Linked DNA regions of Homo sapiens: region 1 is linked to region 2. The links are chromatin loops, found by intact Hi-C in ENCODE. Cell type or tissue: CD14-positive monocyte. All regions are shown on one strand. Links, peaks and the distances in the headings refer to the core of each region. The heading gives the core; the rest is flanking DNA.

Region 1 (12,132 bases), core at 7,380-9,879, 140 kb before region 2:
AAGGACATGACCTGGTTTTGCTCTGAAGATGGAGGATGGAGCCGTGAGCCAGAGAACGGAGCAGCCTCCAGAAGCTGGGAGCAGCCTTTGGCCAACAGCCAGCAAGGATGTGGGACCCAGGTCCTGCAACTGTAGGGCCTGGATTCTGACAACAGCTTGTCAGAGCAGGAAGCCAGTTCTTCCTGGAGCCTCCCAGCAAGAACCCTGCTGGCTGAAACCTCAATTTCAGCCTCATGAGACCTTGAACAGAAAAACCAGAAGAACCCGCGAGAACCTCTGACCTCCAGAGCATGAGATGAAAAATGGACGTTGGTTTACGCTGCTACATTTGTTATAATTTGTCCCAGCAGCAGTGGGAAACACACAGTATCCCCCTTGCCTGCTCTGCTGATAGAAAGGTACATTGTTTTCAACCTTCTGCTATGAAGAAAGCTTTGCATTAACTCTCCTTGCTCATATGCACATGGAGTGGAGGACAAATCTGCTGTCAAGCCCTGAATTGGGTTTTTGAGACACTGTCCGTCCAAACACCCACAGTGTGCCCCTGTGCAGAGGCTATGCGTACACAAGGCCCCACCATCCACAGGACGACAGAGGCTGGCTTGGCCAGCCCAAGACCATCCGGCCCCTCAGGAGCTGCCTGACTCCAGGAGCTCGTAGGCCATGCCCCGGCTCCCCCTGGGCAGGCTGCCTCCTGGGTCTGAGTGGGGAACAGGAAGGCCTCAGCCTCTCAGGTCAACAGAAAGTTTGTGCTCAGATGGGCTGAATGTTCCGGGTCCATTTCCTCCTCAAGCCCAGAAGGGTTTGCTTTGCAGGAACCTGTTCCAAGTGATTTCGAAGTACTCAAAGGCTCTTTGGTGGATGTGTCAGGATCCCAATTCCTGAAATAAGAAAGTTGTGTCAAAAATCACAAAAGACGCTGGGCGCGGTGGCTCACATTTGTAATCCCAGCACTTTGGGAGACCGAGGTGGGCAGATCACTTGAGTTTAGGAGTTCAAGACCAGCCTGGCCAGTATGGTGAAACCCTGTCTCTATTAAAAATACAACAATTAGCTCGGTGTGGTGGCAGGTGTCTGTAATCCCAGCTACTTGGGAGGCTGAGGCAGGAGAATCACTTGAACCCAGGAGGTGGAGGTTGCAGTGAGCCGAGATCATCGCGCCCCTGCACTCCAGCCTGGGCGACAGAGTGAGACTGCATCTCAAAAATAAATAAAATCAAAAGGAACTGGCCTGGCCCAACATCCTGGCCGCTGCGTCCTCCTCGCTGCAAAGTCAGATTCCTCGCTCCCGCTGTGGGGTTTCCTGGACCCCTGCCCACAGTCTGCTAAGTGCCTAACCTGGCCACTATTGGAGCCCCCGATCCCACAGAGGTGGCTGTTCAGAGAGAAGCGGTGGGCCCAGTGTTCCCCAGGCCACACTCCACAAGTAGGTGCAGGAAGAAGAGAGGTGACACTTGGGGCTGCTGGGGCTCAGCCCCTCCAGGGCCCTCAAGAGGGGTGTATAAGCCTCCCACCCAGGGGTGACGAGCTGGGTGCTCCCCACCAACACCCGCTGGCATCAGCAGCAGCTGATCCTAGGGCATCACCTGCCCGAAAGCCAAGGAAGCCCCTTGCAGAGGGCAGCGTATCTGGCAGTGGCCACTCGGGTGGGGCCGCCTTCCTCAAGCTCCCAACCCAGCAAGGACTCCCTTGCCTCAGGCTCTCCCCTGCCTCTCTCTCAGCCGCGTGAGCACGGCTCTGGGCACCGCACCTGCACCCAGCAGAACTGTGCTAACCGGGCCAGATCTCCAGGGGCCAACACAGCCTGGCCTCTAGGACGGGCCACGCTGCGAGGGAGGGAGGCAAGTGTGGGGAGGCCGGATTCCACCTGTTTGGTTTTTGATTAGGGAATGGCAGAAACCCAGGCCTCCCGGGGCAGGGATTCAGCTCTCCTAACGGAGGCAGCCTTGGTGGGGGATACTTTTCAGCAGGGACTCTTTTATCCCAGAGTGTTTTTGCTGTGTGCGCGATGACTGGCTCAGTTTTTGTAATAATCGTTTCCATCAGCATAGAGACAGCTGTTTATATTCTTCAACTTTGTATTATGAAAAACGTCAGACAGAAAAGTCGAGAGACTAGTATCGCATGCACCTGTGTGCACAGCATCCAGATTCAACAGTTACGAAGGGAAAATTCCACATTTTATTTTAAATTTACTAAAGACTGAAACACACCAAGTACCGCAGGAAGGATAACCTGGGTGGAGGAGGGATGGGGCTGGAGAGTCGGGGCACAAGGGTGAGGGGAATGGGGTGGGTGGGACAGAGGTGGGGGATGGAGGGTGGGGTAGCATGGGGTGGAGTGGGGGATGGAAGGTGGGATGGGGCTGGGTGGGACCGGGTGGGGAGATGGAGGGTGGGGTGAGGCAGAGGTGGGGGAATTGATGGGCGGGTGGAGGTGGGTGAGGGTAGGGTGGGATGGGTGAGACATGGGAGGGATGGAGCATGGGGTGAGGCAGAGGTGAGGGGATGAAGGGCGGGGTGGGCCAGGGGCAGCCCCCAGTGCCCACAGCTGGAGCAGGCGAGGGGCAGGAGGGAGCGGCTGCCTGCCCCTGCGCTGGGTGGGCCCTGGGGCGCCCCCTGGCCTGCTGCCAGGTCTCCTGAAGGAGGGGTTTGTTCCCGCCTCCCGAGCCCACAGTCTGGTCTGTGTGTGCCTGTGTCTGTTGACAACTCCATGAGTGAACTGTGATACGTCAAGGCTTGGGGGAAGTGTGGGAAATGCTTGTGATTTTCTTTCTCTGTAGAAGTGGAGCAGAGAGAAAGCAGCTCCCACAGCGTGAGCGCCTGATACAGAGGAGACCCGGGGCTTGGAGGCCTTAGGCATTCACTCCAAAGACCTGAGAATTAAGGGAACGCGGCGGGGCCTCTTGCCCAGACCTGGAAGAACAGCAAGTGCTGCGAGGGCCTCTGCACCCCCTGAGGACCCCTACGCCCCCCGAGGACCCCTGTGCCCTGTGAGGGCCCCTGCACCCCTGGGCCTGGGTGGAGACCCACACACAACCCCACTATTCCAGGGGAAGAGAAAGGGGCCCTGTGGGGCTTGTCAACCATCACAGACCCAGAGACTCTGGGCAGAAGCTTCTGCCTGTCACGCTCAGCCTGCGACGGCCCCACCAGGAGAGCGCAGCCGTGAGTCCCAGAGGAAGCGGCTTAAAAGGCCCCTTTCCACCAGCCGCCAAGCCCCTCCAGGCTTTGCTGAGGCCCTGAGGTAGCCAAGCAAAAACCAGCCTCACTTCCCAGGAGCTCAATCACCAGAAACTTCAGGGAAACAAAAACCCACCGGAAGACGTTTTCCCTAATTACCCAGACAAGTCAGACAAAGGCCATGTAGAGCCTTTCCCGGAGTTTCCCAGCAAGCACCGCAGCATCTGGGTTCTCACGTGGCCGTCAAGCCTGTGCACCTCCACACGGAGCTCGGGACCCACCCCCAGGGCTCCTGGAGTCAGCTCAGCCTCCGCCAGCAGGCAGGCCCCAGTGCCCACAGGCATTTCTGGGCTTGCAGGGCACAGAGCCTGATGCTTTGCTCCAGCTCCCAGCGAATAGGAGAGGAGCCCACGTGGCTGCAGCGTGGGCAGAGGCACAAGCCCCCCACCCTGCTGGGAGCCCAGGTGGCCCAGGAGTGCTCCTAGCCTGGTCAGCTGCCCACGCCTCTGGCTTGCACTGTCTGAGGCCCTGAGAGGGAAGCCTAGCCTCCAGCTGCTTAGCCCCAAGAGGAAGGTAGGGCTCACAGGCTGGATGGGGGGTCAGACGCAGCAAGGACAAGAGGCCACTTGACTGTAGCCAGCACCTGCCTGTGTCCCAAGGCTGCAGTGTGTCCAGGAGGGCCCAACAATACCCATCTGTCTTGCCTTGGCCGCCGCCACAGCCAGCCTGACCACCCAGACCTGAGAGATTTGCTCACCAGGACACTCAACACAGCAGGCCGCAGAGCTGCCCAAGAGCCTTAAATCTGCTCCCACCTTTTCATTCTTGATCTCGGTGTAGACGTGCTCTGGAAGATGATCCATTTGGGGCATCGACACTCCTTCCTCTCGCCACTGTTTTTCTTAGTTACTGCATTATTTTCAGATGGCCGGTGGATACTTCATACCTGTAAGCAATGCACTGGAGCTGTGCTTCTTGGCTGGTGACTTCTGACTACTCCCACGGAGGGAAAGCCTGGGTCCCCTCCCACCCGCATTCCCACCCTCATCTTTTCCTTATGTCCCCTTCACGTTGTTAAGATCTTGGACATTTGCCTTCGTTCAATCATACATTTGAGACCTCCTTTTTCGTCTATAGGATGATTCTAACTAGGTTATATGGTTTGGCTGTGTCCCCACCCAAATCTCATCTTGAATTGTATCTCCCATAATCCTCACGTGTCATGGGAGGGACCCAGGGGGAGGTCACTGAATCACGGGAGCGGTTACCCAGGTTGCTGTCCTTGTGACAGTGAGTGAGCTCTCACAAGATCTGATGGTTTTATAAGGGGTTGTCCCCCTTTTGCTGGGCACTTCTCCTTCCTGCCACCGCGTGAAGAAGGACGTGTTTGCTTCCCCTTCTGCCATGATTGTAAGTTTCCTGAGGCCTCTTCAGCCCTGTGGAACTGTGAGTCACTTAAACCTCTTTCCTTTATAAATCACCCAGTCTCAGTTATATCTTTATCAGCAGTGTGAGAACAGACTAATACACCAGGCCATCCTGATAAACAGCACTTAAGTATTATGACGATTTAAATATCATCTTTTGAGAAGCCAAGTGCTACGTTTGTGTCCAAGGGCAGGAAATACAATGCCATTCTAAACCCTTCCGTGTAAACCAGACTCTGCGGAGCACTGGCTCTCTGTGCCCTGTTTGTTTCCACTCTCAGCTTTCACCTTTTCTCCATGTCCTTGCGTCCCCGTGGCCTCCTCCTTCCCAGCTGCTGTGGCTCAGGTGCTTCAGGTGCACTGAGCACCCCAGGTCTTGGCAGACACGTTGTCCTCACATGAGAAGATGTGGGCTGCAATTGAGGTTCTTGGTTCCTTGTGAACTTTGTCTTCAAGCATCCAGCGTCATTGATCCAAGCAGCTGTCACTCTGGCTCTGAGTCCTATGGGCACTCAGTTCCTCTCCAGAAGCTCTCAGGCCTTCCCTCCTTCCCTCCAGATTCTGAAATGTTGCCAGAAGGGGAAGCAACACCCTTTGCCTCAAGCCCGCTTGGTACTCGGGAGCCTGGCTCACATCTCTCTGTTCCCTTCCATGTTGTCCTCATGGAGCTGCAGTTGACACCCACTGGGTTGGCCCTTGAAACCCTAGCATCTCCCTCCTAACAGTCAACAGAAAACGCATCCAAAGCCCAGGTGCTGCAGAGCCCAGGTTAGGGGACATGCTGGGGCAGAGGGACTTACTTCAGAAGGACTTTTCTTGCCTATGAAAAGAATTGCTCCTTTTACAAAGAGGACATTGGCTGTTTTCTGTGTTGACCCAAAGAATAATTTCCCTTTGTTGCACAAAAAAAAAAAAGCAGAGCTGGACTTTAGAAGCTGAATGAATGGGGAAAGTTTCCATCTTTTTAAAAAATAAATTCTGCCCCTTGTGAACCCACAGGAACCCGACTGGAGAGCTGAAACCTCTGGGAAGCCAGGCCAGCCTCCGTGGCATTTTTCAAGTGTAATGTCTCCATCCTGGGTGTTTTTAAAGTCGTGATTGTCCCAGGGTTTTGAGGGATCCGCGGAGATGAGAATAGCGGTGTGAAATGATGCGTGACACTCACCACAGACGGCCATGTCAGAGCCTTGTCTGGAACATGCAAGCAGAGGCTGGCTTCATGGACCACAGATGGCCGTGTCAGAGCCTTATCTGGAACATGCAAGCAGAGGCTGGCTCCATGGGCAGAGGCGCTGCTGGCGCCAGGCTCCCCGTCAGCCTGGGCAGGAAGCTCCACGGCCAACATCAGTGAGACTCCAGCCTCTTGGGATCAAGGGCCCAGGCCGGCTAGGAACCTGAGAAGCCTTGTCCTTGCTGCCGGACGTCATCGCCTCTGAGAGCTGGTCTCTTGCTCTAGGCAGGGTCCCTGGGGTGACCCCCCAGCCTGCACCCCAACTGTCTACCACCCTCAGCTATCTGACACCTCTCCTGAAGAAGATGATTCCTGCCATGCCTGCAGAAAACTCCCAGGGGGCCACGGGAAGGGGAGCAAGATGGACAAGACTGGCCCTTCCCAGGCAGGAGAAAGGACAGCTGCCCCTCAAACCCACCATTCAGGGAAGGTGAGGCCAGGTGATGGGCCCTGGGGTAGCGCGGGCTCAGCACATGCCTGGTTCCGCCTGGTTCCTCCACCTGATGTAGGAAACACATTACCCAGTGCTCCTGCGCCTCAGTTTCCCCATCTGCAATGGAGGTAGCAGTGGCTCTACCGGGAGGTTACTATGATGCATAAGTGATGTTGCGCCGTGAAGAGCTGGCACAGCACGGGCAGAGAGTGACCAGGAACACGCTCCCACATCCCGACAGCTTGGTCCTTGTTGTCTGGGCTCCGGCTGAACAGGTCAGGACGAAGGTGCGGCCCCTTGGCTCTCGAAGTCACCATTTGCCGGCTGGACAAAGGTCCTTCCAGCTCAGCCTGTTTTTTTGTTTGTTTGTTTGTTTTAGACAAGGTCTCACTCATGTTGCCTAGGCTGGAGTGCAGCGGTACAATCACAGCTCACTGCAGCCTCGACTTCCCAGGGTCAAGCCATCCTCCCTTCTCAGCTTCCTGAGTAGCTGTGACTACAAGTGTGTGCCACCACACTCAGGAAATTTTTTTTTTTTTTTTTTGGTAGAGATGGAGGGCTCCCTAGGTTGTCCAGGCTGACATCAAACTGCTGGACTCAAGCAGTCTTCCCACCTCGGGCTTCCAGAGTGCTGGGATTACTGTCCCTGGCTGAGCTTGGTTCTTGGTGACAATGGGGCGGTGACTGAGAACTCAAAGGACCACACACCCCATGGCAGGCAGGAAACATGAGGCTCCTCTCCCCCAGCAGATTGGAAAAAGACAATGAGAAGCAGCTCAGCCCGCACCCCCCAGCCCATGTGAGCCAACTTAAAAACAGCTCGAGTGGCAATTGCGTGGCCTCTCCCACTGTGGTGCTCGCACCCACCAGCCCTGGAGAAGTGCTGGGCCCCGCCCCAAAGCGTCTGATGCCGCAGAGCTGTGTGTTGGGTGTGCTGCCCATGTGCACGTGTACACGAGTGTGTGTGTGTATATATGTGTCATACACATGCATGTGTGTGCACCTGGGTGTGCATGTGTGTGTCCATGTACGTGTGTTGTGTACATGTGTGCACGTGTGTGTGCATGTGTCGTACCTGTGTTGTACATGTGTTGTACCATGGCAGGCAGTACAGGTGTGTGTGTATATGTATACACACATGTGCACATGTGGGAAGAATACCTATTTCTGACAAGTCTCCGGGTGAGGCTGAGTCTGCCGTTGCAGGGCCCGCATTCTGAGCACCCTGGGTCTATCAGAACTCAAGCCCTCCTCCTCCTCCTACTGTCCCATCCCACAGAGGATAAGAGGTGTGCATGTGGACGGGGGTTCCAGGACAGCATGGCTTCTCACAGCAGAAACACGCAGCAGAATCTGTCCATCAAGGCAGGCGTGGTGAAATCAGTTAGGCACCCTTACCTAGGAATCCTCTGCGCCCACAAAAGCAGTACCTGGAGAGCCAGGTCCTGGGTCTCCCCTGGGCTATCATGGCCTGCCTCTCTCCCTCCCTCTACAGACCCTAAGGAGCACCCGGCAGGGAGAGCACCGCCCACCCTGCCCCTCAGTCATGCAGCTCACATCGGGCAGAGGTGACGCTGTGGACCTGGGTGGGCCCCACGTTTCAAGTCAAATCAAGCTGCTGACCAGGAGGTAATTCAGGCAAAAGGAGCAGAATCATCAGATAAAAGGTAGGATGCCCAGTTATATTTGAATTTCAGATAATTCAAATTTGATTCAAATTTGATAATTAAAATGTGAATGATTTTATAGTATAAGTATGTCCCGAATATATACATGGATTATATTACATTATGCTATGTTATATCATATTATTTTATTAGGAAGGTGGTGACCACTGCTAACCAGAAGGTGCCTGTCTCCCAGCCTCATGGGAACACGTGGTTCTTGGTCATGAGAGCTGGGTACAGTGGAAGGGATGTTTAGAAGGCTTTGGTCAAACATATATATATATATATATATATATATATATATATATATATTTGGGGCATACTTACACTACAAAATTATTCAATGTTTTTCTGAAATTCAAATTTACCTGGGCATCCTGTATTTTTATGTTAAATCTGGCAACCCCTGAAAAGAGCCAAAACCCCCTCAGGCGGTCGAGAGTGCGGCAGCCAAGCCAGCACGCTGCAGCTCCCTCCTTCTCGGGGCCGTGGCCTGGCCCTGCAGGGGACATCGTGGGAACAATAATTGTCCAAGTCTAGTGCTGGGGGCATCATGGGCGCTGCCCCAGAGCCACAACCAGCCCGCCTTTCAGTCAGCATGGTGAGTCTTCCGATGCCCCATGTGAAGAATTGAACTTCTTTTCTGAAAGCTGAGAGTGGCCCCCTCGTGGTGGGCAGGTTCCCAGGGAACGGAAACGCCTTCCCTTGGTTCCCTCCAGCAGAGTTCAGACAGGAGCCAAGATCTGGGTCCAAACAGTGGGTGGAAAACGCCCCCTAGAGGTGTGATGTGTTGGCTGCAAGCCTGGTGGCTGGGCCTGGGGACACCCTCACCAGGTTGCCTTCAATGGGGGGTTCCCCTGAAGCCCAACTTTTAATTTTCTGCAACCACAGGCTACTTTGGTCAGAAGGGAAATAATTAGATCAGAACCTTAATAGCGTTAATTTCCCCCAAATAGGAAGAAAGCAAAGGGAGGGGACATGAGAGCTGTTAATTAGGTGACGACCTCTCCTACCTGCTGTGTTGGAAAAGCGGCTCTATGGAAGACATAGCATCCAGGGCAGGAAGAGGCAGGCTCGGTGGTGTTGGGTTGGAAAGCCCCCGCCTCGTCCGGCGGCCATGCAGTCCCCAGCACCTCTGAGTCCACTCAGCCCAGGGAAGAGGACAACAGAGCTGTGCTCAGTGTCCAGCTGTCTGGATGAGGCCCAGGGAGATGGCCTGTGGTGGAGCAGGAGGACCTGGGGAAACAAAACCCACAGTGGCTGCCCAGCTGCAAAGGCTGCGTTCTTTCTACAGTGTCTGGGGTCTCAGGTATGAGTGGCAGAGGGAGCAGTCCCATCAGCCATGTCAGCCTCGTTGCAATGGAATTCCACTTCTGTCCCAGACACTCAGCCAGACAGGAGGAAACTGTGACCACAGGCATGTGGACACGCAAGGGTATGTTTGAGCAAAGCCTTCTAAACATCCCTTCCATTGCACCCGACTCTCATGACCAAGAACCAGGTGTCCCCATGGGGCTGGGAGATGGGCACCCTCTGGTTAGCAGTGGTCACCCCCTTCCAGAGATGACATCAGCTCCCCAGGCAAGAAACTCCACTTAGAACCCAGAGCCGATCTGAGGAATGATTCATGCAGCTAGACTTATACAAGACTGATCTATAAGCTGGAAGGCTTGTATGTTCACTGACCATGGGAAAGCCTTTCCAGGGCCTGAGCGTTTCCCACTTGGGATCCAAGTCCTCTGTTCCTGGGATCAAGATATTTGGGAAGCCACATCCATCTTTTGAAGGAAATTTGAGCAACAGGGATCAAAGAGTGAGGATCATTCATTCCATCCCCGTAAGGGAGGGAATGGGTCAGTAGGTTGTGTAGCCAGTCCACAAATGGTCACTGTCCACCTGCTGTGTGTTGGCCTTGCCTGAGAGGTGGGGGACAGTGGTGCCACGCCATTCCCAGCCCTGGCCCCCTGGAGCCAGCTGATAGCCTGGCAGGGGAGGCACACGTTGAACAAATTATCATCCGTGATTCACAATGACAAGTGTGCAAAGTGTATCCCACAAAGCACTTATTGAGTGAGAAACACAGGTGTGTGGCCACAGAGACCAAATGGGACCCTCACAGCTGGGGCGGTGACCTTGGAGCTGAGAGTGAAGGCTGCGCAGGAGAGAGACAGGCAAAGGGGTGGGGGCAGGCATTTGCACCCCAGGGGGCTGCAGGGTGATTTGCAAGGGGAGCCCAGGTGAGGGTCCACAGGGACTAGAGCAGGCCAAGAAGGGAGGTTGGTCAGGGGTCGGCTGGAGCCAGGCTTCTGAGGGTTGATTCCCGGCTCTGCCCTCAACCCAGGCAGTTCCCCACTCTACTCATCTCTGACTCCTCCCCTCAAAGCAGGCGTGACAGCGGCACCTGCCTCAGAAAGGAGGGGGCGTGTGGGGAAAGCAGGTATTTCATGACGACCGCCCAGCATAGAGCCCTGGAGACAGTACCCCTGCCCAGGTTCCCACTGGAGCAGGCAGACAGCCCCGGCTGGGATGAGCCAAGCGTGTGTCTCCATGTGGACCCGGCCCAATGTGGGGCTCAGCACCCTCGGGTCTCCTGGTCCGGGCTCCTGTCTCACGCTTTTATGCCATCTTTTCTCAATAGGCACAGGGGACCCCCAAGGGAGGAGGCGCTCCAGACTGAAGGAGGAGAGTACCTGGCAGGGACGGGTGGAGAGGCGCAGGGACCCCAAGGTGTCCAGGGAACAGTAAGGAGATGAGTAACGGTGAGGGTCCCGTCTCCCGAGCGTATCTGTGCTAAGGGGCTGTGGGCTGGGCTTCATTCCTCTTTAGAGCAAGGCTGAGGCCAGGGCCACCTAGGGGCCAGGGTAGAAGACGTACCACGTGACAGCAGTGGCCTAGACCCCTCACGAAGTCTCACTGGGCCATATCTCCACCAGGGCATGGCAGGGACCGGTATCACCAGCGGCCCCCTGCACAGATGGGGAAGCTGAGGCCCAGGTCCCAGTCAGCCAAGCCAGCTCTTGGACCACTCAGCGGTCCCAGCAGGTGAGGCTGACCAGAGCCTGCCTGGGCTAAGAGGCTGCGTTCACCAGTGCCAGCTGTGGTTGGTCACCAGGATGCCTGAGCGCGCTGGCACAGGCCCAGGGCACCCTGCAGAGCAACCAACCCTCACCGAGATCCCCAGGGAAGGGGCTGTTGTTGGCCCATTGTACGGAGGAGGGCACTGAACCCTCAAGAGGCTCAGGGCCTCGCCCGGTCACACAGCTGGAAGGCGCCAGAGCCAGGAAAGGGACCCGGAAGCCCGACCCGGAGCCTACACCCGCAGAGGCGAAAACATCTGCGTAGCGGCTCCCTGGCCAGTGGGCCGTGGTGGGCGTGGCCGAGAGGGAATGGGGCGGAGAGAAGCCCGTGAGGGCAGGGCGGAGGCGGAGGCGGAGGCAGAGGCGGAGCGGGCGGAGCCGGAGGCCGCGGCGGCCTTGATTGGAGGCCGCCTTAAGCTCGTCATGGATGCGTTTTGACCTGGCGGCCCCGCCCCTGACCCGCCCCCGAGCCGCCCTCCCGAGCGCTTCCCCGCCCGGCCCCAGCCTAGGCCCCGCCCTGATCTCGCCCCCTCTTCACCGTCCGGCCCCGGCCCCGCCCCGCGGTGGGGCCTCCGCAGCGACCCGCGGTTAACGCTTCCCCAGAGCTTGGGCTGCGCGGCGGCCGGGAGTCGGAGGCAGGCGGTCAAGGCCGGCAGGGCCGGACCCCCTACTTGCCCTTTCTCCCAGCAGGCGCTGGACTCTGGGGGCGGGCGTGAGCCCCTCCGTCCCGCACCCAGACCCGGGCAGCGAGCCCTATGCCTGCAGTAATTGTGGGGTTTCTGGTTTTGTTTTTTCCTTAACATCTTTATTGAGACCGTTAAGTTCACCCGCTTAAAGCGCACGATTCGGTGGGGTTTTGTTGCGAGCAACCGTGGCCACTATCTAATTCCAGAGCATTTCACCTCCTTAAAATGAAGCTGGGCCCGGCCGGGCGCGGTGGCTCAAGCCTGTAATCCCAGCACTTTGAGAGGCCGAGGAGGAAGGATCACCTGAGGTCAAGAGTTCGAGACCAGCCTGGCCAACATAGTGAAACCGCGTCTCTACTAAAAATACAAAAATTAGCCGGCCGTGGTGAGCGCCTGTAGTCCCAGCTACCCGGGAGTCTGAGGCAGTAG
Region 2 (16,660 bases), core at 8,042-10,541:
CAAAACGCCTGCCACATGCTGAGTCTGAAAACTGTCCTCCGTCTGTTGTTCTGTCAGGGACAGACAGCGTTTCCGAGACCACTCGGCTCCCAGCTCAATCCCCTAGGGCTGTGCGTGGACAGTACCACGTGGGGATGCAGCAGAAGCTTTATATATAACTTGACATTTAATCACAGCGAAAGTAAAAAAGATGTATGTTTGCGGGTTCCGAAAAAAATTAATATTTACTGCATCATCAGGGACATTATTTGGGAAAATTGGCATATTCTAAACATTCGGTGCCCATGCACGGTGCTGAAGAGGGCTCCAATCTGCCCTGTGCCACCGATGCAAATGTCAAACTCACCAGAAAAGGCCTGTACTATTAGACTATTATTATGCAGAAGTCATCTTTACCTCTTAGCCCCAGAAAGGGCTTCAAGGACTTCCCCCTCAGGAGTCCATGAAACACAAAGAACTGTGGCAACATGCCATTTCTACCAGTTTAGGAGTACACTGGATATGTGCAAAGCAGTAATACATACCTATGCTTCAGACATCAGAAGAGACTTTAAACATTTCCTTCCACAAGGGTTCTGTAACTACCTGTTAATCTTCCCTCAGATTCCCCAACTCACCAAAACAGTAAGCAGCCAAAAGTGAAATTTCTTAAAAACCAAATAAAAATATCTTCCCAAAAGGTCAGCTCTGTTACTTTAAAAAGCCTAACTGCAACTATTACAATGCATGGGTTTGCAACCACTGCAAATCTGTATGCTCAACTTTTACTACTCTAAAATCTGCTTGAAGTCATTAACTCAAGCGTGCCCACTTCCAGGTTGTGGTACAGCTGCATGATCAGGGCTCACTGCAGCCTCTACCTCATAGGTTCAAACGATCCTTCTGCCTCAACCTGAGTAGCTGGGACACCACTGGCGTGAGCCACAGTGCCCAGCTCCCACCTAAAGATTTTCAGTTCCAAAAACTTGAGACTAGTTTCTGAGTAATTAATCTCCAAGACACTTTAAAATATGACATACAACCATAATTAAGTTTCTATTTTCATAACATCGCACCTCCAGGAAAAGAGCTCTGACTTCTAAGCAAAAAGATAAAACAAAAATGCATAGTTTACCTCACCTAGTGGCAAACATTCTGTTTCTTCAAACCTCACATTCCCCTGAAACAATATTCAAAACAATTTTAACCCGCCAGTCAGAAATTATAATGCTACAATAAAACCTCACTATTCTAAACTTCATTATTTTCGCTAATTCTGACAGGGTAGGCCAAAGTTTACATTTATTTATATTTTGCCTATTAAGGGTCTCCTGGCTCATCAATCTGTTTATTATGCAGATGAGGAGCAACTGAGAAGACACTAGGTAAAAGATCTTTAAACTACCACAAATGAAGGAAAGATTACCCAATGAAAGACTCTTGATAGCTCAGTTTTCATTAATGCGACAGTCACTAGGAGAATATGCCTAGAAACTTCAGATGACATCCCCAAATGCGACGTGTTCTCCAGCCACCAGCAGCAGCCGTTCATGTACCATGATGGCCCACTCAAAGCTCCACCAGCTTGCGGCAGGAAACACTGTGCTGCACTCACCAAACAGGAAAGAGATTTGGGCCCACAAGGAACTGAAGAAGCCCAACTTTCATTTACTTTAGTATCTATGCAGAATCTGACTCAATTGCATAGATTACATTTAAATCCTTCAGACGGCAAATTCAAAGTTTTGCTGCTTACCAAATAATACCGTCATTACAAAAATTATTCTGGGCCGGGTGCGGTGGCTCATGCCTGCACTTCGGGAGGCTGAGGCAGGTGGATCACCTGAGGTCAGGAGTTTGAGACCAGCCTGGCCAACATGGTGAAATCCCCATCTCTACTAAAAACACAAAAATTAGCAGGGCTTGGTGGCAGGTGCCTGTAGTCCCAGCTACTTGGGAGGCTGAGGCAGGAGAATCACTTAAACCCGGGAAGCGGAGGTTGCAGTGAGCTGAGATCGTGCCACTGTACTCCAGCCTGGGCAACAAGAGCAAAACTCCCTCTCAAAGAAGAAAAAAAAAAAGCAGCAAGGGTGCCACAACACAGTATGTTTCTCACAAAGAAAATGTAGAGAAAAATCCAGAAACAACCTATTGTTGTTTTACATTTCTTGGGTATTTGTGTTTTTATAGATACGCGGAGACAAAAAGCAAAACTTGTTACTGAAAAACCTGCTGAGGACTAATGCTTTGGCCAGCCCCCGGCTACAGCCGGGCCGCCAAGCTCCCCATGTGAGCTTGCAACAATCCTGCCATTTCCCTCTATCTACTTCCTAGTGCAAAACACAGGCTGGTGACCTTGGTGGGCAACTCAGGTGGGAAATTTCAACTCTCCAAATGAATGCCAGGAACCAGAAACAGTCACATAAAATCATTTATCGAGGTGAAGGAGAAGTGAGGTTTATTGTTCTCTATTTAATGGCTGGACATAAAGTCTCCTAAACCACTACCTTTGATGGACTCCTCTTGTCTCAGTAAAAAAGAAAGTATGGTTTCAAACACTTAAGATACGGTCCCAATTCTACATACCAGGATTCCTGTTGCTCTTAATAAAAGATTACCACTTGGGCCCTGGTGAGGACCACAATGCACAGGTTCTTATCCCCATGAAGAAATCCACCTCATGCCGCAAGTGTGGCAGTGTGAGCTCCCCGGGTACCATGTGAGTGGGGTGCGCTGCGGGAGGTCATCCCAGCAGGGTACTGTGGGGGCTGCTTCCCCTCAAGGGCATCTGTTTATTACAGGTTTAAATCACTGTTCCTTTATGTTCTCCTCGGTCCACACCCTTAGAGACCTGCATAATTCCATGGCCCCAAGCACAGCCTACTCTTGCCTCCCCCCAACCCCCGATTTTCACTGCTGCAAAGGATTCAGCAAGGGGCTGTGTAGGGCACTTTGAGGGAGAGGTGTGTACTGGAACAGCTTTACCGGTGACAGCGCATCAGATTGATTCCACACTTGCCCCAAGGGGCAAGCACATGGTTGAGCCACTAAAAATTGTTCAAAGACACAGCTTATCTTCCTAAAAGTAATCAATTTCCCCAAGTGTTTAGAGCTATTTTACAACTCTTAGAGAAGTGGTTCTCAAAGCGTGGTCCAGGGGTCCTTTTGGGAGGCCCCCGGATCAAAGCAGTCTGCACAACACCAACATTCCATGCTGTTTCCACAGCCACTCTGAGTATATGCTAGAGCATTTCAGAAGCTGAACGGAGACACTAAGTTTGAATTCGGAAGGAGAATCCAGAAGCTGTCAGTTAAGCCAAACAGATTTGTGAAAACAAAACCATCTTTCTCATTGTTTTCGTCATTGAAAACAGGTTCCACTAAATGGTTTACTTATGTTAATATATAATGGTTTACAATTTTACTTTATTTATTTGAGATGGAGTCTCGCTCTCACTTAGGCTGGAGTGGAGTGGCACGATCTCAGCTCACTGCAACCTCCGCCTCCTGGGTTCAAGGGATTCTCCTGCCTCAGCCTCCCGAGTAGCTGGGATTACAGGCGTGTGCCACCATGCCGAGTTATTTTTTTTGTGTCTTTAGTAGAGAAAGGGTTTCACCATGTTGGCCAGGCTGGTCTTGAACTCCTGACCTCAGGTGATCCGCCCACCTTGGCCTCCCAAAGTGCTAGGATTACAGGCATGAGCCACCGTGCCCGGCTGGTTTCCAATTTTAAATAGAAGGCACTTCAGCATTTAAATGACTCATTTTTAAATGTCAAACATGGTGACTATCAATAGATATAACAAAAGCTCTTTGGGGTCTTCCCTGCTTTTTAGGAGTGTAAAGCAGTCCTGGGTCCTGCCAGTCTGGTAACCGCTGACACAGCAGCGCCTTCCACTGCTGGAGCCTGAAAGGCTGCTCCCCGAGGCCATTCCGGTTCAGTCAGGATCCTAGTGGCAGTGACAGGTACTGCTTTAGCATTCACTTTTTCCAGACACCCTGTCTACTCTCATTCAGTTTCATGTGATTACTGACCAGGCAGGGATTGCCAAGTGAGATGATGGCCACCCTAAGTTCAGGTGGAGAGAATGGGGTTTCTTCTTTAAAAACCCTTCTCTCACAAGAATTTGCTTCTCAAATTGGAGCTGCAGCCAATTTTTTTTTTTTTTTTTTGGAGACAGGGTCTCTGTCGCCCAGGCTGGAGGGCAATGGAGCGACTGATCACGGCTCACTGCAGCCTCAATCTCCCTGGGCTCAGGTTATCCTTCTACCTCAGCCTCCTGAGTAACTGGGACTACAAGCATGCACTACAATGCCCAGCTATTGTGTGTGTGTGTATATCCACAATATATATATACTATATATATCCACTACATATACCCGCTATATATATATCCACAATATATATACACACTATATATATATCCACAATATATATACACTATATATGTCCAAAATATATATACACTATATATGTCCACAATATATATACACACTATACATATGTCCACAATATATATACACTATATATATATCCACACAATATATATCCACACGATATATATACACACAATATATATATACACACACTATATACACTATATACACACTATATATACACACTATATATATACACACACACACACACATATATACATATATACACACACACACACACAAACAATGCCCGGCTCTTTTATATGTATGTGTGTGTGTGTGTATATATATATGTACATATATATACACACACACACATATATATATATACACACACACACATATATATACACACACACACAGGTGTCTACCTGGCCTGTGTCTCCAGGGTCTTGGGAGCATCTCTGGGGCCTACTCCCCTCAGTGCAGGTTCAGCATTCCCAGTCCTGACAGCTGCAGCCAGCAGTGCCCACCCCCACCCAGACATTTATAACCAGGACAAGCCCTCAGTTAAGCAGATGGGGGGCTCACTCAAGGGGGAACCTGTCTATGAATGCAGGGTTCAACCCCAGCTGCAAACGATAGCGGGGGTGGGGGGGTACAGTGTACCAGGCAGTGTATCTGTCTAGGAACGCGGGGGCCACAGGGTATCAGGCAGTGCATCTAAGGCCTGCACTTTCCTGTCTGTGAAATGGGGACGGTAACGACCTCACAGCTTCCTACAAGGTTTTCTGAAGCGACATCCTGTGCCAAATCATCTGCGGCAAGTGTGCAACAGACGGTAGGTGCCACCTAAGAAAGTGACACAGCCTGTGCTGGCGAGGGCTTGGAGAGAAAGGCCCTCTTAGGCGAGTCTATTTGTCCGACATATTTGCCAACAGCCCTTTATGGGCTTGGCACAGGGAAGAGAGCGGGTGACATACTGTTCTCATGGAGGGCAGGGAGTGCTTCACGATGACCCAGGAGAAATTAAGTAGGAAGTACACACTAACTTATGAGTGTTTTTTTTCTCACAAAGGTGACAAACTGAACACAAACTAACAGACCAGTTTGAAAAATCAAGAAACATCTATATAGTGAAATTCTTTTTGTTGGGGGTGGGGGGTGGACAGAGTCTTGCTCTGTCACCCAGGCTGGAGAGCAGTAGCAGAACCACGGCTCACTACAGCCTGGAACTCCTGGCTTCAAGGGGTCCTCTGGCCTCTGGCCTCAGCCTCCCAAAGTGCTGGGACTACAGGAGCACATCAGCATGCTTGGCCTAATTATTATTATTTTTTTTTTGAGACAGAGTCTCACTGTCGCCCAGGCTGGAGTGCAGTGGTGCGGTCTCGGCTCACTGCAACCTCGACCTCCCAGGTTCAAGCGATTCTCCCACCTCGGCCTCCCAAGTAGCTGGGATTACAGGCACGTACCACCACACCCAGCTAATTTTTGTATTTTTAGTTAGAGATGGGGTTTCACCATATTGGCCAGGCTGGTCTTGAACTCCTGACAAGTGATCCACCCATCTTGGCCTCCCAAAGTGCTGGGATTCCAGGCACGACCCACCATGCCCGGCCGGGAATTCTTTAAGGGTGATGAATCATCACATGCACAGCCGTGAGAAAAACTCCCTGGCACCTGAGTGAGAGCCGCAGACAAGCCGGCCAGGGCAGTGGCCACAGCCTCCAACGCATCCCGTTCACTAGTGCAAAACAGCTGTAACGTGGAGCTTTTCTGGACAGCACCCTTTCTAGTGTCTTTACTTTCTATTTTTACATAATGTTTAAGTTTCCTGTATGTGTATTACTTTTGTAATCAAACACATTAAGGTATCTTCATTTTGGAAAAAAAGTTGATTTACCTTATTATAAAGGTATATTAAGTACCACTTAAATGTCTATATCAGCATACGCAAAACAAAACCACGGCATCAAAATTTGATACCCAAGGAGAGAAATGCCTCCTTTACAACTTACACACGATTACAACCGCCTATTAAGTTTTATGGACATGGTTACAGAATTCTTATTAAAATATGTACAATTACCTATTCAACTTCATATAACAACTTAACCTCAAAATTACTACTCAAAAAATAAAATGAGGCCTAGACAACACAGACTGTCTCACAGATGACTGTGTACACGTACATGAAATGAGCAAACTGGACTTTGTTCTTTGACCTCCTCTTTCCCAATTAGTACATTTCCATTAACTGTTAATTATAGAACTTTTGTAATGCAATTAACACACATCATTTGATAGTAGTCATAAAAAGGCTGATCTTAGTATCCACTGTAAGGGACCCCGTCATTTAAATAAGAAATGTAAGTGAGAGACTCTGTTTAGAGAGAATTTTCTAGTGGTCTTCTGAGCCTGCCAGAGAGATGAGACCTCTCAGGCAAGGGCACAGTGCAGGGACCCACAGATAGTAGGGAGTCACCTGTTAAACACTTTCAATCTTAGCTCTTCAAGAGCCAAATAAGCCACTTGGTATTATGGGACAGGCATATAAAAAGGAAAAACGTGTCTTGTTTACAGAGATTCCAAACAATGAAGACGTGGCACAGCTTAAAAATAAACACTGAAGAGAAGCACCCTACTGGGCTCCACAGAACTGACCTTAAGGGAATTATGACCCTAAGGCTGTAGAAAAACTCACAGTATCAACAGCAGAACCTGCCAACTTCACCGCGAACAAAACGGGAGCCAATGCCCATTCCAATCATTTCCTCCTTACATGAAGAAACCCCAGCACCCTCCAAGGCCCAACCGATGATCCGCACGTCCTAGACAAGCCTTTGCGAGGCTCACATATGCACATGCAACATGGGCTGGGCTGTCTGGTAACCATGGGTACGGCTGGGCAGTCAATCACAAATTATCTTATTTGTGCCCTGTCTTCTCACCACAGCACAATGAGCTCTGCTTGACATAGTCTGAATTCAATCAACTACTAATAAGGGACAGCCTCTGGTGGAAAGCCTGAAAAAATTCAAGATACGCGCTTTTCCAAAACAAGAGGTATCTTATGAAACTTGCTGAAACAAGTCTACAAGAACAGACATCTCCTCCCCATGTACACAGCAAGTAGGAAAACAAGTGTGCATTAAGCAGGGAGTTTCACAACAGGGCTGTGTCTGTCTTCCTGGGTGACACTTCTGAGATGTCTATGCCGTATTTAAAATAGTGAAATAGTCACAGACACACATACACTAACAGCAACCCAAAGGGCCACTAAAGAGCCCTAGGCTCCAGGTAAACGAGTTGGCAACACCTGATTTAAAGGAAGGAGCTGGAATAATCTCTCAAGTTCCCCAGTGAACTTGTCTCCAGGACTGGGACAGGGGCCACCTTGGTCACTGCTGTATCCCTCGTGCTAACAGTAAGCAATGAATGCTCATTTAAAAAAAGACTGTATTTACTCCTTAAAAGGCACTGCTAAGGACCTTTCTCAGAACTGTATTTCAACCAAGTCATATGTGGCCCTACGGAAACCATGGAACACGGGGTATATAGCAAAGTTATGTGAATATACCGAAAAGACGTTCCCATCTGCCTTTCCCTCCTCTAAGTCCCTGAGTACACTAGGCTCAAATCTCATTCCATCAGCAGACAGATGACACGGATATCGAAGGCCCAGGCACAAGTTAAAGAGTATTTTCAATAACTGGTAACGCAGTAAGCTACTGCTACCTGTGGCCCAAACTCTAAACTTATATATTAAAGTCCTTTATTTAGAGCAGAAAAGCCGGCCTTGACCTCCACTGTCTCAGAACCGCGAGAAGGAGCCCCGGACGCCGCAGCGGAGGCAGCACGAGCACCCCTCCCGCCGAGCGCAAGAGCGGGCCCTTTCGGCTTCCGGGGTCACTGGAAGGCAAAATGTGTCACAAATACGGCCAGTACAAACCAACGCAACAAACTATTCCACAAAAAAACTGAAAACCAGCGCGGGGAGGTAAGGACACACTCTTCAGAAAAGCGAATCCGGGCTCTTCGCGCTTCCTGCAGCGCCAGCCGCCCCTGCAGTGCCGGAATCCCCCGAAGGCACGCCAGAAGCTAAGCCGGCCACCCCGACCGCACCCAAGGCCCGGGAGGAAGCGCCGAGGTCCCCGAGAATGCCTAGGGAAACCAGCTGCGCTTACAAGCCAGCTACGCAGCCCCCGAGCCCCGGGCCGCACTCGCCCAGGCCAGCCCTGCGCTCTTCCCCGCGAGCGGCCGCCCCGACTCCCACCCTCGGAACCGTTCCAGCCGCGACCACCGAGTGCTCGCCAGTCCCCTCGACCTCACGCAGCCCACCAGGGCCGGCGTCTGAGGCCCGCGCCCCAGGCCGCGGCGGCTCTGACCGGCCCCGCCCGCTCGCCCGCCCGCCCGCCCGCTCCTTCCCTTCCGCGGCCGCCATCTTCTCGGCGGGAGCGGCCTGTGCGGGATCCGCGGCTCTCGCCAGCCGGGCTCCGATGCCGGCCCCGCCCCGCTCCCGAGGGCGGCCCAAGCGGCGGCCGGCTCTTCTACCCGGCGCCCGGGACGCCACTTACCGCAGGCCGCAGGCCTCTAGGGTCTCGCAGCCATTTCCCCGAACGCCGCGGAGTGGGCGGACGGCCACCGAGATGGCGCGGGGCTAGAGCGGCGCCCCCGCGCGGCGGGCGGAGGACGAGACCGGCCACCGAGACGCTGCGGGGCTAGAGCGGAGCCCGGGCTGCGAAGCCCGGCCCCGGACTGCGCGCATGCGCCCGTCTTTCATACCTGCACTCCGGACGCGCCCTTCGGGTCTGCACTGACAATGACTTGCTTGCATCCTTTGTGGACACCTTATTTCCCCGACTCCAAGAGTGAAAGCTGGGGCAGTGCCCTTGCGGGGATCCCTCGGAACAGCCCGGGCAGGGCGCAGGCGGAACGTGGATGCTAGCCCCGAGGGACTGCACTCCGCCAGGATTTCGCTCTTAAGACCGATAAACCCTTCAAGTCGGTGGGGATAGAAAGCTCCTGGGCTAAATTTGTAAGAGGTGTAGGGGGGCGGGGACAGGGGATAAAAGAAGAAAAGGCCCAGGTTTTCTCTTCCAGATTGTGTTTCTCAAAACGCAGGCCCCTGACGGCCTCGGCTGGGAATGGCAGCGAGGGGCGAGGTCCAGGTGTGGGCGGGGTTTCTCTCCAACTTGAAGACCCTACCTGCTGCCTCCCCACCCCAAGCTCGGCTCCAGAAACCAGGAGCGTGGGGGTGGGGGGGAGAGAAAGGAGCACAGCGAGGAAGGGAGGCGGGCACGCTGGACCTCTAGGCCCCAGGGACCTTGGCGGTGTGGTCCCAAAGCTCTGCCTCCTCCCACCATGTCAATCCTACACTCAGAACTACTGACCAGTAGCTAGAACTCAAAGAACGCATGGACATGTTTGCCCACAGGGGTTGGAGGGAAAGATTAGACACTTACTATCAAGAGAGGGGAAAGTGAGGTATGGTAGATGTCAACCTTCCATGTGGATTTTCTTCAGTTCGCTCAATAGTAACTAGAGTGACACTCTATCACCTGTCTGTCCCCAGATACTGCAGGAAAGAGACTGGGAGGGGGCAGGAGGGGCAGCTGTTGCCTCGAGGCACCATGGGCACTGGCCACTTGCTCCGAGGGCAGGGACCTGGGGGGGGTGGAGGTGGCCCCATTACTTGTTTCTGCTTCTGTGAACAGTGATACGCTACCTGGAAGCATGGACCATCTAGCCTTTGGCGTTGGCCCTGGCCAAGAGTAAAAGGGGCCCAGAGTGCCGTAAAGCTGCCCCTAATACAGAGGCTTCTGCGATGCTTCCATGGATGAACCAGGGGCTTTGAGGCAGGTGTGCTTTTTAATAATACCGCTGAAGATTACAGGGTCTGCTAGTTTCTGAGGCAGACTTAGTTTTCTTCAAAGGAATACAACGCAGCTTGTTTTTGCTGGTGTGGCCCATTAGGACCACATTAATAGAATCTGGCAGGGATGGGCTTGACAGTCTTCCATCTTGAGTGTGATCTCAGGTTGCAAAGAGGGCTTTTTGCTCTCAGACATGGGGTAGTGGGAAGCTTAGAAGACAGACGGGGTTGAGACCACCTTTAACAAGCAGTGAGATCTTGGGCAAGCTCTCTGTTAAAGGAGGGCTCACATGCTGAGGCCCAGGTGAAGACCACATGAGGCCTCCCTACAAGAGGCTCTCTCTAAATCCAACTGGTATGGGGGAACCTCAGCCCAGTCTCTTTAGCTGAGGATCTTTAAACCAGCCACAATTTGTTTCTGCAAGACGGTGAGATTTTTAAGAGATTTTAACTCTTGGGTACAGTTTCACGCTGGGCACTCAGGAGAGATAGATGGAAAGGCACTAAGGGAATAGAAAGAGTGGACAAGGCGGCTCAGGGACAAGAGAACCAAGAGGAAGAAAAAGGCAGGAAAACATGAGGAAAGGGAACCCTCACTCAGCTCACCGCAGTGCTCAGCGATACGCAGAATGCCTTCCTTCCTGCAAGTCCAGAGGATACTGGAACCTGCCTCTCGTTCTCATCTCCCCCGCCCCCCAGCAGAAGCTGGCTCGGCTGTGGAGGCCTGGCCAGACTATCCACTCTGGCCTTCCCCACCTACAAGGTGACGAAGTCAGCTTTATCCCAGCTTACCTGCCGTCACTATTCCTGGGAGCTGCCCTCCCTGGTGAGAAAGGCATTTGGAGAATCTACAGTCTGGGTATTTGAATTTGAACTCCACTAGCAAAAGAATACTTTTTCCTAACCGAATTTATTTTAAAAGTAAAACCCAAAGGAGGAAACAAACTCTTCAGTTGTTTCAATAAATTGTTCCTTAAATATCCCCAATTCACAAACAAAACCCCACAAGTAGCACCGATTTACAACAGGATGTGGCCCAGAAAGCAGGAAGGGGGCCAAGAGCGCTCCAGCAGGAAGCTTAATAGGTGGTCCATGGAGAAAAACACGATGGGTGCATCACAAATAGGTGTAAACAGTACACTTTTGTAATGTGTAGACACCAGTTTCTGCAACCCCCATGCCACGCAAAGTTTCAGGGAAAGTCTTTGAAAGTACAATCCGGAAAACTCAGCAATTCTTAAAAAAAAATGGCTTTCCGCTGTTATAAGCCTCCTTCCTAAGACTCAGGGTCCGCAGCAGAATACCCTGACCCAAAATAAAAATACTATGACAAAAATACTCCAGGAGGCAGCCGGCTTTACTTCGTTTAAAGCCGGATTTCGCTTAGTCCCGTGAAAGCGAAGGAGCACCAGCGCTTCCTGATTCCGCACAGTTCTCTCGGCAGAGACGGCCCGTCCTCTCCAAGAACCGGAAGCCGGACAGCGTCAGGACGTTTTATTCTTCTCACCTGGGATTCAGAGAGGCAGCGGCCAAGGACAGGGCCCCCGCCGAGGCCACCGGGCAGCGTCCAGGTCTCGGCCTTTGGGAGGGGAGCAGCGGGGGAGGGGCACGGGGAGGGGCGAGGGCGGGGCGCGCCTGGGCCTCGGCGCTGGGCTCCTCCTCTGCCCGCTCCGGGGGACACCCACAGGATTCTTGCAGACCTCTGCCGAGGCAGGATGGAGGCCTGCAGGGATGCACCGCGGGCCCGCGACCCGGGCGGCCGGAACATAGTTCTTTCTGGCCGGAGATCGGCCCGGTCGTGAGTCGTGTCTGTGCCAGGCCCCCCACGCTGTGCTCCAGGGCCTCAGTGCCCGGCGCGCCGGGGGCTGTATCGCCAGCCACTTGGGGCAGGAAAAAGGAATCACAAAATACAACCCTCTCCTTTACCCAGGAGGAGAACGTGGATTCCCAGAAAAAAGAAAAAGTGTATATATATATATATATGCCTACTGTTTTCTTATTGCTAACAAAAACTTCAGCCACTGTTTTGTTTTTTTTTTTTGAGAAACTGATGAATTTTCTTTACTTTTACGTTGTATAAGGCCAGCTAACTTTAACAGTTAATTTTAGATAAATCAACTCACCAATGCTAAAAGGTGTCACAATCAAATCGTCCACTACTTCCCCTCAAAGCAAACACGAAAGCACTGCCTTTGGCTCCTTTGAAGAATACTAACCAGATCTGCCAGGCGCGGTGGTTCAAGCCTGTTCCCAGCACTTAGGTAGGCCGAGGTGGGTGGATCGCCTGAGGTCCTGAGGTTAGGAGTTCAAGACCAGCCTGACCAACATGGTGAAACCCCATCTCTACTAAAAATACAAAAATTAGCCGGGCGTGGTGGCAGGCGCCTGTAATCCCAGCTACTCGGGAGGCTAAGGTAGGAGAATCGCTTGAACCCGCTGCACTCCAGCCTGGGTGACAGCGAGACTCCGTCTCAAAGAAACAAACAAACAAAAAAAAAAAAAACACAGATCTTTGTCTACCAAAGGGCAAATGCTACGTTTGTGCATCACTGAGTAACAGCACTGCCAGAAAAGGCAACTTCACAGAATTCACCCACTCAATGAATTCCGCTGAATGCTGTTTTGAGACAACCAACACAGAGGGAGAGCATGGACGATAGTGGGTAACATAAGGGGAACCGGCAAGATGGAAAAGGGCCAGGAAACAAAAGAATTCAAGGAAAAACAGAAACAGAAGTTAAACTTTGTGTTCCAACCCCAAAGACCTCTAGAAAGCTGTGGGATGTGATGGAGCTACACGTTCTATGCGGCATATGAGAATCATACCAATTTTCTGTCTTTTAGACAAAAGAATAAATGTGAAATAGGAAAAAGGGAGGGAAATGAGATGGGAGGAGGGCATCACCCCCTTTAATGCTGTACCAAATTACTATACAAACTGAATTGTTGTAATTAGAATTATGGACAGTGTCTTATCATTTGTATGTTACCAGAAACCTGTGCTATGACTTTTAACTAGAAAAACAACAAGGGATGATGGATCTTTCTTTGGTCACATTAGCCTCTGTAAGTTACTCAAGACAGCTGCAATGAACTGACAACAATATCCACAAACAAGGCAAAAGGAACTTCTCATGGCAGGGAACTGAATCTGGATGTTATTCTCAGTTCTGTCATTTTCCAGATACCTTTAGAAAGAATGAGCTGCAGTTTGTGTTGTTGTTTTCCTTGAGACAAGGTCTCACCCTGTTGCCAGGCTGGAGTGCAGTAGTGTGATCTTGGCTGTCTGCAACCTCTGCCTCCCAGGCTCAAGCAACCCTCCTGCCTCACCCTCCCGAGTAGCTGGGACTACAGGTGCATGCCACCACAACTGGCTAGTTTTTGTATTTTTTGTAGAGATGGGGTTTCACTATGTTGCCCAGGCTGGTCTCGAACTCCAGGGATCCACTCGCCTCTGCCTCCCAAAGTGCTGGGATTCCGAAGGCATGAGCCACAGTGCCTGGCCTAAGCTGCAGTATTTCTATATCTTCTGCTAAGGAGTGAACACATTAATACAGAACCATGCTCATCACTCCTTCCTCTGAGAATGTTTCATGTTTCTCTAAGGTGTCTAAGTTTTCTCTTTGAGGTCAGTGAAAAGTAAATAAAAACAACTTTGGAATAAATCAATATTTTAGTTAAGTATAGGGCAAAAAACTATTTCTTTTCTGACTGGTTTTATCTCAACCATCTTTAAAGGAACACAGCAAACAAGCCAAAAAAACGCTTGGACAGATTCTGACAGAATAAGAGTAAAGTGGTTGTACCCAAATAGGACATTTACCCTTACAGGCTCTTCACACCACGGAATAGAGACCCGCGAAAAAGGGGAAACGAACCCATAGACGACTGAATTCCTGCACCTGCTGGCGAGCACCAGGAGGAAGGTGCAGGGATGTCCATGAGGTCAGAGACAGCCATCAGTTCACACTGCATTCCAGACGCAATGGGCCCCGGCCCCATTCTTGGGCCTTCTACCTAACCTCAATGCCTTGGGAGTATGGGACCTTAGGGGTAAGGATAGGGCTACAATTGTGCAGGCTACAATTAAAGATTTTTTTCTTAAATGAAAACACTTTAAGAAGTGAAAGAGACTCCAGCAACCTTCCAGAATTTGTCCAGATATGAATAACTATATAAATTAATTCCTGCTCTTGCTTAGTTCACAAAAACAAAATGGTAAAACTGAGAAAGAGTGTGTTTGGAGGAAATACCAACAACAACAACAAAGACTGAGGTATTAGCAGTTTCCAAAAGACACCCAAATGGGAACTGGAGGTTTTTTCCCTTCAGGGAGGTCTTGCTTTGTTGACCTGGCTGGTCTCAAACTCCTGGCCTCAAGGGATTCCCCTGTCTCAGCCTCCCCAAAGTGCTGGGATTGTAGGTGTGAGCCACCCTGCCTCTTTCATTCCAATAGGAAAGTATTTAAAGAGTAAATGTAGGGCCAGGCACGGTGGCTCACGCCTGTAATCCTGACACTTTGGGAGGCCCAGGAGAGAGGATCACTTGAGCCCAGGAGTTGAAGGCCAGCCTGGGAAACATAGGAACTCTTATTTCTACTTCTACCTGCCCATCAGACACGTGATCACAACAGCTGCATGCATACAAATAACTTAAGACACAGAGAGAACTATCCACATGTATGTGTGTATATTTACATATATTTTTTGTTAATTTTTATAAAAAAGAAAAGTCAGATCCCAAACCAGTAACTGTCTATCAAATCCTGACCAGCCAGGTTCAAACTACATAATCAAACTCAAATGAAATAGTACATAAACAATGCTTTGACCATGTACATTGCTACTCAAAATACTCTTTGGCCTTTCCCACTGGTCTGCAATGGCAGGACTGTATCACCTTCCCTCCTACCACATTTGTTTCAGGTAACAGTATGCTAGATACGGTTTGTCTCAACCTCAGCAGGAGTTAAAGGTTTTAAAAAAATAAAAATAAAAATCAAGAAAAGATTATTCTTGCTCTCACCCAAACAAACTTACAAAATATTCAGTGCTTTCTGATTTAGTGGTATAATCTAGAAAGGGAAATAAAATCAGGCAAAAAGAGGGAGGGGGAAGGTCACCTATATCAAACAATCACCAGTGAAGATTCTTTACAGGGTCTGGGTTCACCAGACACATGGTGTCAGAATATGTGCAGCAGGCCAGGCGCCATGGCTCATGCCTGTATTCCCAGCATTTTGGGAGGCCCAGGCAGGTGGATCACCTGAGGTCTGGAGTTCGAGACCAGCCTGACCAACATGAAGAAACCCCATCTCTACTAACAATACAAAATTAGCCGGGCGTGGTGGCGCATGTCTGTAATCCCAGTTACTCAGGAGGCTGAGGCAGGAGAATCGCTTAAACCGGTAGGCGGAGGTTGCAGTGAGCCAAGATCGTGCCATTGCACTCCAGCCTGGGCAACAAGAGTGAAATTCTGTCTCAAACAAAAAAACAACAACAAAAGAATATGTGCAGCAGACTAAATAGTAAAATTCTTCCTTACCTCTTTCCAACATCTCTAATTGTTTAAAATACTGTGAAAAGTGAAGTTCATGAAAATTGAGGTCTGAGTGTTTCCTACCTACTTCTGCTAACCATTCTAAGCATCAACAACTGATGGGTTTATCAATTATCCTGAAAAGTAAGGTGGTTTGATTTGCCCAATCTCTTTGAAAGCCTGAAGTCTCCAGTATGTAGGGGTTTGATTTTATGCTTTTGGGTTTTGAGAGTAAAACAAAACATCCATGGGAATAATGTGGTTTTGAAACATGGCTGATATCCTGGTTTTTAAACATTCTATGATTTGAGTAAAGGAAGCACTCTATGCAGTGGTTCACACCTGTAATCCCAGCACTCTGGGAGGCTGAGGCAGGAAGACTGCTTGCACGCAGAAGTTTGAGAACAGCCTGGGCAACATAGTGAGACCTCTCCTCTACAAAAAATAAACAAAATTAGCTGGGTGTGGTGGCTTCCGCCTGTAGTCCCAGCTACTCAAGAGGCTAACATGGGAGGATTAGCTGGGAGGTGTAGGTTGCAGTGAGCCATTATCACACCATTGCACTCCAGCCTGGGCAAACTGCTCTCCCCTTTTTAAAAACTCATTAATGTTCTTTTAAGATTAATATACCTTTAGCACTCCTCTTTCTGTTCATCTCTTTCAATATGAAACAACTCAAGTTCAAAGCCACCACCTCAGCTTGCAAGACACTGGAAGCTCTGAACACCTGGTTGCCCCTCAGCTGACTGTAAGGGCCAAGCCTTTGGTTTCTCTCATCCACATGCCCACCTCTGTCATAGGAAAGCTCAGGCAGTTGATGAATCCAGCAGGCTGAAGTCCTTGTCACTGTCCCAGATGCCAACCCGTGTGGCCCTGCACCCTCTCCTGTCC

Evidence for each region. A loop is a pair of places that touch in the nucleus more often than their neighbours do. Peaks named below come from ENCODE experiments on the same cell type or tissue, not always from the same donor. Only the 100,000 strongest peaks of a DNase experiment are listed, where the experiment ranks them.
Region 1: a loop joins it to region 2, with 2.2 times the contacts of the local background. A loop is called at or near these places in 12 of 110 quality-filtered maps.

Annotation. Positions count from the first base shown.
Region 1 is chr20:62,782,949-62,795,080 of GRCh38, forward strand. LOC105372716 (a long non-coding RNA gene) reads right to left here and starts at 11,333. Exons shown (of 4, transcript XR_936986.3): 1 at 10,631-11,333; 2 at 8,954-9,176; 3 at 3,940-4,128; 4 at 270-881. RefSeq lists enhancers at 10,150-10,844, 11,081-11,150, 12,122-12,132 and a silencer at 11,241-11,830. In CD14-positive monocyte, for the core only: CTCF peaks have their summits at 8,719 (motif pointing left) and 8,921; a DNase peak (open chromatin) is centred at 8,673.
Region 2 is chr20:62,917,499-62,934,158 of GRCh38, forward strand. It overlaps DIDO1 (death inducer-obliterator 1), which reads right to left and starts at 9,007. Exons shown (of 16, transcript NM_001193369.2): 1 at 8,941-9,007. RefSeq lists enhancers at 4,979-5,490, 7,883-8,496, 8,105-8,154, 8,497-9,110, 9,993-10,841 and 1 more and silencers at 8,595-8,684, 8,755-9,194, 11,838-11,887. In CD14-positive monocyte, for the core only: CTCF peaks have their summits at 9,015 (motif pointing left) and 9,216; DNase peaks (open chromatin) are centred at 8,413 and 9,063; H3K4me3 peaks cover 2,500 bases; H3K27ac peaks cover 1,910 bases.